Linked DNA regions of Homo sapiens: region 1 is linked to region 2. A link is a contact called in ENCODE Hi-C or POLR2A ChIA-PET data. All regions are on one chromosome and are shown on one strand. The core of a region is the stretch at or near the end of the contact, and the rest is flanking DNA. Distances in the headings are between cores, read along the strand shown. Region 1 overlaps ATG7 (autophagy related 7). Region 2 overlaps ATG7 (autophagy related 7).

The links. Hi-C counts contacts between places; a loop is a spot of excess contacts on that map. ChIA-PET counts read pairs that join two places held with the same protein, here RNA polymerase II (POLR2A).
Region 1: a map of endothelial cell of hepatic sinusoid shows a loop between it and region 2 (5-fold over the local background). The contact joins two enhancer-like sites. A Hi-C loop is called at or near these places in 1 of 168 maps with a recorded cell type or tissue (endothelial cell of hepatic sinusoid). POLR2A ChIA-PET finds 5 or more read pairs at or near these places in 4 of 52 experiments (H1, OCI-LY7, SK-N-SH and 1 more).

The regions. Positions count from the first base shown.
Region 1 is chr3:11,521,096-11,526,867 of GRCh38, reverse strand. All of the region lies in intron 20 of ATG7 (autophagy related 7), which reads right to left. Among named protein-coding and RNA genes, the nearest start is that of VGLL4, 120 kb to the left of the region's middle. Within about 2 kb of position 2,992, at least 7 of the 41 ENCODE cell types and tissues checked have a DNase peak (open chromatin) inside an H3K27ac peak, as active enhancers do.
Region 2 is chr3:11,430,205-11,436,120 of GRCh38, reverse strand. All of the region lies in intron 20 of ATG7 (autophagy related 7), which reads right to left. Among named protein-coding and RNA genes, the nearest start is that of ATG7, 160 kb to the right of the region's middle. Within about 2 kb of position 1,865, at least 16 of the 41 ENCODE cell types and tissues checked have a DNase peak (open chromatin) inside an H3K27ac peak, as active enhancers do.

The DNA.
Region 1 (5,772 bases), core at 1,743-4,242, 90 kb before region 2:
AAAATCTACAGCAAACATGATGGTAAATGGTAAAACTTTAGATTCATTCTTAACAAAGTCAGGAACAATTTCAGGAATCTTCCATAAGCAGTTCATTTCAACATTATTTTGTAGCCTTAGTGAATGCAGTAAAACAAGAAAAAGAAATGAGGTACACAGACAACAAGAGTATAAACTATTGTTATTTGCAAAAGATACCACTGTCTACGTGGAAAATCTGAAAGAATTTTCAAACTGTTACAACTAACAAGATAGGTCAACAATGCTGGTGGAATATAATCAACATACAAAAATCAATAGTTTTGCTATACACCAATAATAACCACTTTGACAAAATGTAGTAGAATCAGGGACATTGCTAATAATCCTATTGCTTATAAATTAGCATCTTAAAAAATAGTCAAAATTCTATTATGGTAAGAGTTCTTGATGAAGATTATGTTTCTTGTTGTCTGGGGGTTTTTTTGTTGTTTTTGAGACTTGAGTCTCACTCTGCCACCTAGGCTGGAGTGCAGTGGAGTGATCACGGCTCACTAAAGCCTCGGCCTCCCTGGGCTCAAGTGACTCTCTTGCCTCAGCCACCTGAGTAGCTGGGATTACAGGCATGCACCACTAGGCCCGGCTAATTTTTGTATTTTTTGTAGAGATGGGGTCTCGCCATGTTGCCAAGGCTAGTCTTGAACTCCTGAGCTCAAGCGATCTGACCACCTCAGCTTCCCAAAGTGCTGGGATTACAGGCATGAACCATGGTGCCTGGCCCTTGATGAAGATTATGATTCAAGATTACAGAATTTCATATTCTGCCTGTGAATTTGGGAAACAGAGCAGCAGTTATCACATTTATATCAGCACAGCACTGAACAGTTTACCAAGCCTAGTCAACTATCACAATAACATTTTAAATTCTCAAAATAATCCTGTGAGAGAGGTAGAGTCTCTACACATGAGGAATTAAAGGTGACAGAACTTTTCAGCAGCTGCTAGTGGTCTTTTGATTTAAAAATGGCTATAACTGGCGAGGTGCAGTGGCTCACACCTGTAATCCCAGCACTTTGGGAGGCCGAGGCGGGCAGATCACAACGTCAGGAGATCGAGACCATCCTGGCTAACACGGTGAAACCCCGTCTCTACTAAAAATACAAAAAATTAGCCAGGTGTGGTGGCGGGTACCTGTAGTTCCAGCTACTCAGGAGGCTGAGGCAGGAGAATGGTGTGAACCCAGGAGGCAGAGCTTACAGTGAGCCGAGATCACGCCACTGCACTCCAGCCTGGGCGACAGAGCAAGACTCCGTTTAAAAAAAAAAAAAAAAAGGCTATAACTAGATATTAATGTTGGCTGTGTAAAAGGTGTTAATCAACAAACAAATGAGCATCTGTCACATACAAGGGCAAAGGAGTAAAAAAAAAAAAAAAAAAAAATCACATGTCTTACTGTGAACCTCTTATGAGTAAAGTTAATCATTCAGGCTAAAGAGGGAACATTTTGTTTCCTCTTTTCAAGGAATAGTTAAATAAATAAATAATTTCTACTTTCACTGGCTGGGTACAGTGGCTCATACCTATAATCCTAGCACTTTGGGAGGTCAAGGCGGGTAGATCACCTGAGGTCAGGAGTCCGAGACAACCCTGGCCAACATGGCAAAACCACATCTCTACTAAAAATAAAAAAATTAGCTGGGTGTGGTAGTGCACGCCTGTGGTCCCAGCTGAGGCTGAGGCAGGACAATCACTTGAGCCCAGAAGGTGGAGGTTGCAGTGGGCTGAGATCGCGCCACTGCACTCCAGCCTAGGTGACAGAGCCAGTCTCAAAAATAAATAAATAAATAAATAAATAAAGTGAGATTTGCACAGACAGAGGAATAAATACCCTTAAATTTCATAGCAAATTCTGAAGCGGCTAGGGAAAATATAGAATATACGAGGTTTGTTTCTGTGTTATTTTAAACATCTGCTGCTGATTTAGGGTCATGTTCTTAATCTGTAAGACACAGAACCTCACCTGGAGGATGACAGGACAATGGGGATCTGCTATCGACTCAGAATGCCTGTTTTGTTTTTTTTTGTTTTTGTTTTTGTTTTAAATGACAGGGTTTTGCTCTGTTGCCCAGGCTGGAGCACAGTGGCATGATCATAATTCACTGCAGCCTCCAACTTGTGGGCTCAACTGGTCCTCCCACCTCAGCCTCCCGAGCTGCTGGGACTACAGATATGCACTACCATTCTCGACTAATGCACTACCATTCTTGACTAATTATTATTATTTTTATTTTTAGGAGAGATGGGGTTTCACCATGATGTCCAGGCTGGTCTCGAACTCCTGGGCTCAAGTGATCCTCCTGCCTAGGCCTCTCAAAGTGCTGGGATTATAGGTATGAGTCACTGTGCCTGGTATTTATTAAAGCATAAAAAACAGACTATACATTCTTTATTAGAATTCTGCTTTTCTGAGAAATATGTAGCAGCTATCACCGTTGTGTATGGAACTTGTGTATTTCTGTAATATTTCACAGTTGAAGGGAAACCCCAAAATCCCATTTCTCAGAACTCTAACCCAGTTTCCCAGTGGGGACAAGAGTGGGAATGGGCTTCTCCATTGTGGCTGGAAAGCAATGCCTTCCTTTGTCTGTGTTTCAACTTCAGCTTAACTAAGCCACAGCACAGCTAGTGAAGGGGAGCCTGCCAGGTAGACAATCAGAGGAAAGGGGCCCACAGAACAGTGGAGAGATTTGGGGTTCCTTTTGATGGAACAGAGAATATTTCAAGCTGCTTTTGAACTGAGACTTTAAAAAATTGTTTTGTCTGTTTTGGCCTGGGGCTACATACTTGAAATGATAAAAGCAGTTCTTTCAACTCAACTTTAAATCACAGAGTTCCCACAGCTAGTGTCAACATGCAGAGCGCAATGGCTCTAGACAAGGGGTGGGCGCTGGGGCTGGGGACCATGAAGTGTTGCAGTTATTACCAGACAAGTGGAAACAGAAGATTCTGTGTCCAGTCCAGGTCCGCTTTCCCCATCCCTTGCTATGCATTTGGCTGATTTCCCCTCACTTTTTCTAGTTTTTCCATGTTAGCTGGATTTAGCAACTGCTGTTTTGGCCGTAATCAGAGATCAAGTGTGGTATAATTATTCTAACATCACAAGGTACAGTTTTGTTTCCAGGGCCGACATTTTAAAACCTTTGTTGCTTGCTCAGTGCCAACATCACCAGAGCACTTCCTCCAGAGTGTGCAAAGGAAATCAGGCCCAGAGCAACACCGTAAATCAGGTTTTCGTGAAGCCTGGCCCTCCCAAAGGCAAATCAACGTTTAGGACTCCCTGAGGAATGGCAGCACAGACTTTTCCATCACTCTAAATCAAACACTTCAGTGCATATCACCTCTGCCTAAAGGAAGAATGGGTTGTCCGGGAACAAGTCATACATGTGGTAAAAGTTAACAATAATCCTCCCTGTTTCTTCTGTCTAGGCCTAGAGACAGGCCAGATAGATGTACCCCGTATGCGGTGGGTCACCAAGGTGGAGGGCAAGATCATCTTTGGCTAAGAATTTTATGAGCATTACTTAAAACACAATTGAACGTTCCCTATTTCCCCTCCCCTGCACTCCCCCGCTGCCCCGCCCAAGAAAGAGAAGAAATGGAAAGGTACTAATTTTAGTTAATAGGCCAAATATTTATATAGAACAGTCATCATGACTTCTGACTAATCCTTACAACCTGGGGATGTTCTCAGGGATGACTTGGATTGGGCTATAATACAAACACCCAAGGAAGCATTTCCTACAGGACACAAAATTATGTCAGCAACATTTACAACATACTTTATAAAGTACAGGCTATTTCATCGGCACCTCTGAAAAGCCCTAAAAGGTATCATTGTGTCCATTTTACAGATGAGAAAACAGGGCTGAGAGAGGAAAAGCAAGTGGCTTGAGGTCATGCGGCTGGTAGGTGGCGGGCTGGGACCTGACCTCAGATACGTTTGTTCTAGATCCAGAGCTATCTACTAATTTGTGAAAGGAAGCCTTCAGACACTAAATCAAAACAGCATGCATGTTCACAGTCTGTACCACAAGCTCAGAGCAGTCTAGGCCTGGGGTGGGCATTTGACAGGCGATTTTGAAGGTTACGATTTACTTGAATTTACTGTTCACAGTCATATGAAATTACCCACTGAAAGCTTTGGGTAGACCATTTTGGTATAAATGACCTCTAGAATTTTAGTCTAAATTCTATGAATAATTATGTCTGCTGCCTTGGGGCACGATTCCTTCTGGTTCAAGCCCCTCCCAGCTCTGTCCAGCTTCTTACAGGAGTGTCTCAGTGGCCTTGCCTAAGTCCTGGTGACTAACTCAGCCGACCTGCAGAACTGTGCACAGTATGAGGCTCATCCGCTCATCTCACTAATAAATCGTGAGCTTATTCCGGAATTCCCCAGTGTCCCCTAGCAAGCCCAGAATCATCTCCAAATTACTGTAAACCCACCTATAGTTAGCAGAAAGGAATGAAGGCACAAAAGGTGGGCAGTTCTAAAAATACATGATTCTCCCCAGCTTCAGGGTGTCAGAGTTCCCTGATACTCCATCAACATGATCTGCCAGCCTCTGCGTGGTGACTTACCTCTTCCACAGGGCTGTTCCCAAGTAGGGCACAGCTAGCTGAAAGGAGGTGAATGCACTTGGAAGGCATACAATTCTCCTCCCAAGAATAACCTTGTAATGCTTGGGTTAAGGGCTTGAGTTCTAGGGATAGACAGATCTGAAACGGAACCCTGGCTTGGTCACTTATTAGCTGATAACCTAGGGGCAAGTCCCTTAATACTCTATGGCCCTTAGTGTCCCTTTCTACAAAATGCAGATAACAATGGTAGCTACGTCAGGACTGCAGTGAGGACCAACGGCATAAAGAGTTGAGTGCCATACCAGTAGGCTTTATCTACTTTGTTATTGTTGTCGGCAGCGGCGGCAGTCTAGAGTCATTCCATGTCAGGAAAATTCCCCACAAAACTTCCTGGGCTGGGGCCGGGCGTGGTGGCTCACACCTGTAATCCCAGCACTTTGGGAAGCTGAGGCAGGCGGATCACAAGGTCAGGAGATCGAGACCATCCTGGCTAACACAGTGAAACCCCGTCTCTACTAAAAATACAAAAAATTAGCCAGGCGTGGTGGCAGGCGCCTGTAATCCCAGCTACTCGGGAGGCTGAGGCAGAAGAATGGCGTGAACCCAGGAGGTGGAACTTGCAGTGAGCCAATATCGCGCCACTGTGCTCCAGCCTGGGTGACAGAGCGAGACTCCGTCTTAAAAAAAAAAAAACAAAAAAACCCTTCCTGGGCTGGCCAGGCCATGCTGCTCCCACGGCAGCCCTGGCAGCAGACCAGGGGCAGATCCCTTGCTTGGCTTGCTCCTTCCCCGTGCCCTGCTGTGCGATGCGCCTTTTCCCCAGTCTAAAACGTCACCTCTTTTTCTCCACCACCACATACCCCTCCCTCATCTTTGGGTTTATGAGTCCAGGTGAGGTCACCCTCTGTGACTCTTAGCCACCCTTTCCTGTGCCGGTCCCAGTCACACTCTGCTTTCCCCTGGTCTTTGTCAGCATCTAGCACGTATGGCCAGCGTTCTTAGGCCCCTGTGCTCCTGTGGCACTGGCCTTCTCAACTCATGGCTGCCTATGGCAACCAATGGCTGCCTAGGGCTCTACTGATCTGAAATGCTGCACATGTATTATCTCATGATCTGTCATCTGTTGGAACTATGTCTCAGCATTGCTGCGAGACA
Region 2 (5,916 bases), core at 616-3,115:
TTATTAAGTTGTAAGAGTTCCCTATATATTCTGGGTTTTGTTGTTGTTTTTAGAGATGGGTTCTCACTGTGCTGCCCAGGCTGGTCTCCAGCTCCTGGGCTCAAACGATACACTCACCCCAGCCTCCCAAGCAGCTGGGACTGTAGGCACATGCCACCACACCCAGCTTAGAGTTCCCTCTATATTCTAGATACCACACCCTTATCAGGTATGATTTGCAAAATGCTGTTCTCTCTTATACTGTGGCCCACTTTTTCGTATTCTTATGTCCTTTGAAGCACAAAATTTAAAATTTTGATGGAGTCCAGTATTTTTCTTTTGTAAGGTGCCTTCTTACTTAATATGGTAATTGTGAGGAGTAGGAATTATTAATCACATCCTACAAAATGATGGAAACGAAGGTCAATGAAGTAAATAACCCAAGGTCTCACATGACTGCTGCACACGGTCCTGCCTGACACGGCCCACACAGAGGAACATGGCAGTCTTGGCTATGTGTGGGAGCTGAGGTATGAACTCAGACCTTCTGACCAGGCCAGGATTCGGGTTACTCATACACTTTATGAGTATTCTAATGTAATATGGCTGATTATTAAAGTAACTCTCCTGTTATTACACATTCAGCATTCTAAGGATGCTGCTATTAAAGTAAGAGGGCTTTGGAACTCATCTTCGGAAGCTGTACTGAGGGGTAGTGAGTAGCATGTTTCATGAACATACCCAGTTATGGCCAGGGTGGATTTGAGTTTATAAAGAAGTCAAAAGTGGCACCGAGTCTGGTGAAGGAGGTAAGTTATTAGGCTGAATTACACCATTTTAGATTTATACGTACAGTGACACACATCAATACAAAGTATAAGCAATGTTCTATTAAGGCTCAAAGTAGATGTAAATCTCAAAATCTGCAAAAAGTTGTTTCTGGCAATGGTAGCTAGATATAATAGATACCAAAGAATATTTATAAAATGTATAAAAAGTAAGTACTTTGATATATTTTTAAACACTTTTATGTAAAAATTATCCATCTTTTTCCTTTTTGGTTATACATGGTATATTTGAATCAAAATCACTAAATTAGAGTTGAAAAGCATTTCATTTTTTTCTAGAAAGGAGGCTTAAAAAAAGAATTTCACATGATTCAATCCTCTCATTTTAAGTGGGGAAGCATGCACAGGACACTGAAGGATTCATCCAAGGTCACTCATGAGAACACTGGCGGAACCAGGAGTACAATGTAAGAAGGACTGGATTCCCATGTTCTGTTTCCTAATATTAGCTGTCTTTGCTTTGCTTTCAGCATTTATGATTTCCCCCCTTCTTTCTCGCTTAGACTTCTCCAAGCGGATTATACCATCCGAGACTCTTTTCCGAAGGGTGGGGAACTCTGCCCAGACTTCATTGTCTATTTTCCAATTGCAACTTTCCCCAATAACGATTTATCCAAACATCTCAAATTCATGTAGATAACTCTGACAGCAAATAAAAGGTACACATTTTATAAAGTAAGTTATAAGTGAGATACTGCCAAGCTTTATTTCAAAAACCAGGCTCTAGTTTCCAATCTAAGAAGTAAATGGCTTTCTGCCTGTTTCTGCCTTTCCTCCCTCACTCAGGAGAGAGGGCCAAGGCTGTGTCTTGAGGGATTGCTTCATAAGGAAAAATCAAGGCAGGGCACAGTCCCAGGATGGCCAGCATGGGTTGGAAGTGAGCTAGCAGAAGGCTCTGGGAAAAGGGAACTGGATTCATGAGCAGGCTAGTTCAGTCCCCAGAGCGATTTCTCTCCATTGGAAACAGGTCTGAGTGCTGACACGGGGGTTTCCCACAGCTTCTGCTGGCCTCCAAAGGCATATTTGTCATCAGAGGCTCTTGATGAAGCTGTACATAAATATCTGACTGTTGTTAAATGCAAAACAAAACAAAACAAAAATATTCCACAGGAACCAAATCAAAACCAGCTGTGTGGGGGAGAGGCCAAAATCTCAGTGTAAGTGCAAAAGGCCCAGCAGAAACACTTGTTAATTGTGTTATTTACTTTGCTGAATAGTAAATTGCTGTGCCAATGAAGTCATATCACATGACCGTAATGTTTTTCATATGACTTTTTGGCTATGAGAGAAATGGGCATTTTCTAGAATTCTGAGTTCTATAGTGAATGAATCACAATCTACATTTTAATTCATAACCAATTAATCAGCTCAGCCCTGTTCATTTCTGCTGGTCTGTTTATGATTTTATAGCCTATGTTATGGTTGTTGCTTTCTTTTTAGATGATCATTCATTAATCCCCAAATCTGCAGAAAGGAAGTTCTATTTAGCACAACCTTGACAAAATGCAAATTATATTAATGGTGCACTGTAATTGCAACCCTGAAATCATAACTGCATGGTACAACATCAAATACTGACAATATGGTCAAGGCAAGGAAGTAAAACAGCCTAAAATTAATCCTGGAATCATGGAACGTGCAAACTTTCATGAATAGGAATGAAGTATTTCAGGGAAATTGGGTAAAGGGACTTAGGAATTTGAATTTCTCAGGGATATACCAATATAGCTTGTTCTATTAACTCTCTTATAAATTAGTCTTATCTCTAGTTACATTCAGTTAGAAAATATTTTGGCATTTCTCATAGTATGATGTTGAACCCACAGTTGGAACAAATAAATACATGTGAACTGATACTTATTCTACTCATAGGATGAGAAATAACTCTAAGAAGGTAAGTCACAGCAAATTTTTGTGGAACATGGCTAAGGTGTTCATATGTTTGATTTAGACTGAGCATTTCTTCAACAAACGCAGCTTTTTTTTTTTTTTTTTTTTTTTTTTAAATAAGAGACAGGGTCTTGCTCTGTCACCCAGGCTGGAGTACAGTGGCACAATCATAGCTCACTGTCTGCCGCAAACTCCTGGGCTCAAGTGATCCTCCTGCCTCAGCATTATAAGTAGCTGGTGTGTCACCATGCCTGGCTAATTTCTAATTTTCTTAAATAGAGACAGAGGCTCACCATCTAGCCCAGGCTGGCCTTAAACTCCCAGACCCAAGCAATCCTCCCAACTTAGCCTCCCAAAGTGCTGGGATTTCAGGTGTAAGCCACTGTACCCATCCCAAATGCAGCAATTTAAAAGATACTTGGGGAGAACCTCAATAGCTCCATGACTTGGACACCCTGTGGTTCATCAGCTTTAAGGCCATTTCCCTGGGTTCCAAATAGGATAAATAAAGATCTAGGAGGGATAGGGAGTCAGGATCTATCTCCAAGTATCCAAACCCATTCTCAGTAAAGGCCTTGGAAGTAAAGGTCAGAGCTTTATGCAAAATTCCCTAATTTACAAGGCAACATTTTAAGAGGGAAGAAAGCTGAGTGGGGCCTTTCTTCCATTGAACCTCCTAATCCCCCATGAGCAGAATGTAACTATAATTTGGCAAAGAATACGGCTATCTGTCCAAGTCCCCTTCTTTTTTTTTATTTCAATAGTTTCTGGGGTACAGGTGATTTTTGGTTATGTAGATAAGTTCTTTAGTGGTGATTTCTGAGATTTTAGTCCACTTGTCACCCAAGCAGTGTACACACAGCACCCAATATGTCTTTTATCCTTTACCCCCCCTCCCAAGCTTCTCCCTCAAGTCCCAAAAGTCCATTATATCATTCTTATGCAAGGCTCCTTCTTCATAAAAATGTAACATTAGCAAAGGCAAATGGCATTTATGTGGTACTTAAATTTTTTAATCTATAACTTGAGATTAATAAAATTAATCTACCACACACATTTCTCATTAAAATTTTTTTTATTGCATCCTAGCTGTCTAGCCTCTCCTCACTGTGCTAAATGGAATAGGGTAAATCTCCTTTGTCTAGCTAAATCCATTTACTAGTGCTATTCTTTTTCTCCAAGCTCCATCTCCATCCCATCTCCAACGCCAACCAGTCATTTTCACTCACTTATCCCATTACCTCAAAGTCATCACTACCTAAAACAATTCATCTTTGTCAGCCTGGTCCCCAGTCTCCACTATGCACCCTCACACATTGACCTCTCCCCCTCCAATAAAAAACTAACTTGGTAATTTGCCTGCTAATCTCAACAGCAGTATGATTATACCAGTAACCTAGTTCAAAATCATTGCAATCATTTCCAGGTACCTGATGGACAGGGGATGAGTGCAAAAAATTGGGTTGCACTAGTCAATCTCACTAAATCTAGATGATTCTAGCTTGGATATGGCTTCCAATTCATTACTATGTGCCCCTTTCTATATAAATATAAAGGAATTTGTAGTCTCTAGTTGGATCAGCTTTGCATTCCTCCTTCATAAAGGGGCTATATTTAGGGAGACAGACCACAGGTGCAAAGAATATGGAAAATTGTAATAGCATTGAGACTTTTTCTTTAAATGAAAAACAATTGCGTACCTTGCTACAACATGAATAAACCTTAAAAACATTGTGCTAAATAGAAGATGCCAGACACAAAGGATCATTTATGTGATGTGTCCAGAATAGAAAAATCCTTACAGACAGAAAGAAGATTAGTGGTTGCCAGGGGCTGGAAGGAGGAGGGAACAGGGAGTGACCTTTTAATAGGTTCAGAGTTTGTTTTGGGTGTGGGGGATGAAAATTTTCTAAACAGAGAGTGGTAATGGTTGCACAACTCTGTGAATATACTAAAAACCACTGAACTGCACACTTTAAAAAGGTGTGTGTGTGTTGTGTGTGGTTGTTTTTTTCCCCCCGCCCTTGCAGGCTGGAGTGCAACAGCACAATCTCAGCTCACTGCAGCCTCCACCTCCCGGGTTCAAGTGATTCTCCTGCCTCAGCCTCCCGAGTAGCTGGGATTACAGGCACATGCCACCACACCCAGCTAATTTTGTATTTTTAGTAGAGACAAGGTTTCGCCATGTTGGCTAGGCTGGTCTCAAACTCCTGACCTCAAGTGATCCACCCACCTCGGCCTCCCAAAAGTGCTGGGATTACAGGCGTGAGCCACTGCGCCCAGCCAAAATGGTGTGTTTTATGGTATGTGAATTATAACTCAATAAAGCTATTATTAAAAAACATTATGTTGACTTCAGGTAACTGTGGCTCCAAGTACATCACACTACTCATGATTTTGAGTAATATACTAAAGACTTGGCCTCGGAGACCTTTATTCAGTCTAGAACGCCCTAGGCTTCTTGCCCTTCCCTTCTCTACTCTTTCTCTGCCAAAATCCAACTTTTATTTTTAAAAATAGTCTACTCATCCTTTAAAACTAAGTGAAATATTTGTTCTCTTCCTGTGAAGCTTTTCTTGACATCCTATTCCCCTAGGCAGAAGTAACTGCTCTCTCAGCACTTAATATACAAATGACTAAAACATTTTTTATTGCATTAGAGCTCACTATTTCCATGTCAGCTTCTCACACTAGACTATGAGCCCTTGAGGGTCAGTGTCTCATTAACTTCTGTATTCAGTTACTAGCACAGTGCTTGGTATCAGATTTTCAAAAGATGTTCAGTATATTTTTTAAACACGTATTTTATAAACAAAGTATATAATGGTAATGTCACATATAATTATCTAGTTGAATCGTTTGCAATTCCAATGTTGATTGATGTAAATAGTTAACCCAAAATGAGAATTAATTTAGCATCTTGATTGTGTTGCTAAAATAAATAAGTGGAGACCTTTCTACGTAGAATGCAGAATTCTGTGTTTTTATTACTGACCACCTGTAAACGCATTGAGAATCAAGTATGTAAATCAAAACACTACTTTTACACAGATATACGTAAAGGTATATATATATTTTAACATATATTTATATATTTTGCTTATATGCGCATACACACATTTTTCAAAGTAATAGAAAATGATGTAGTTAGAACAGTAATTTTTGTTGCTAGGAGGTCCTCTACTAAGTACTATATTTC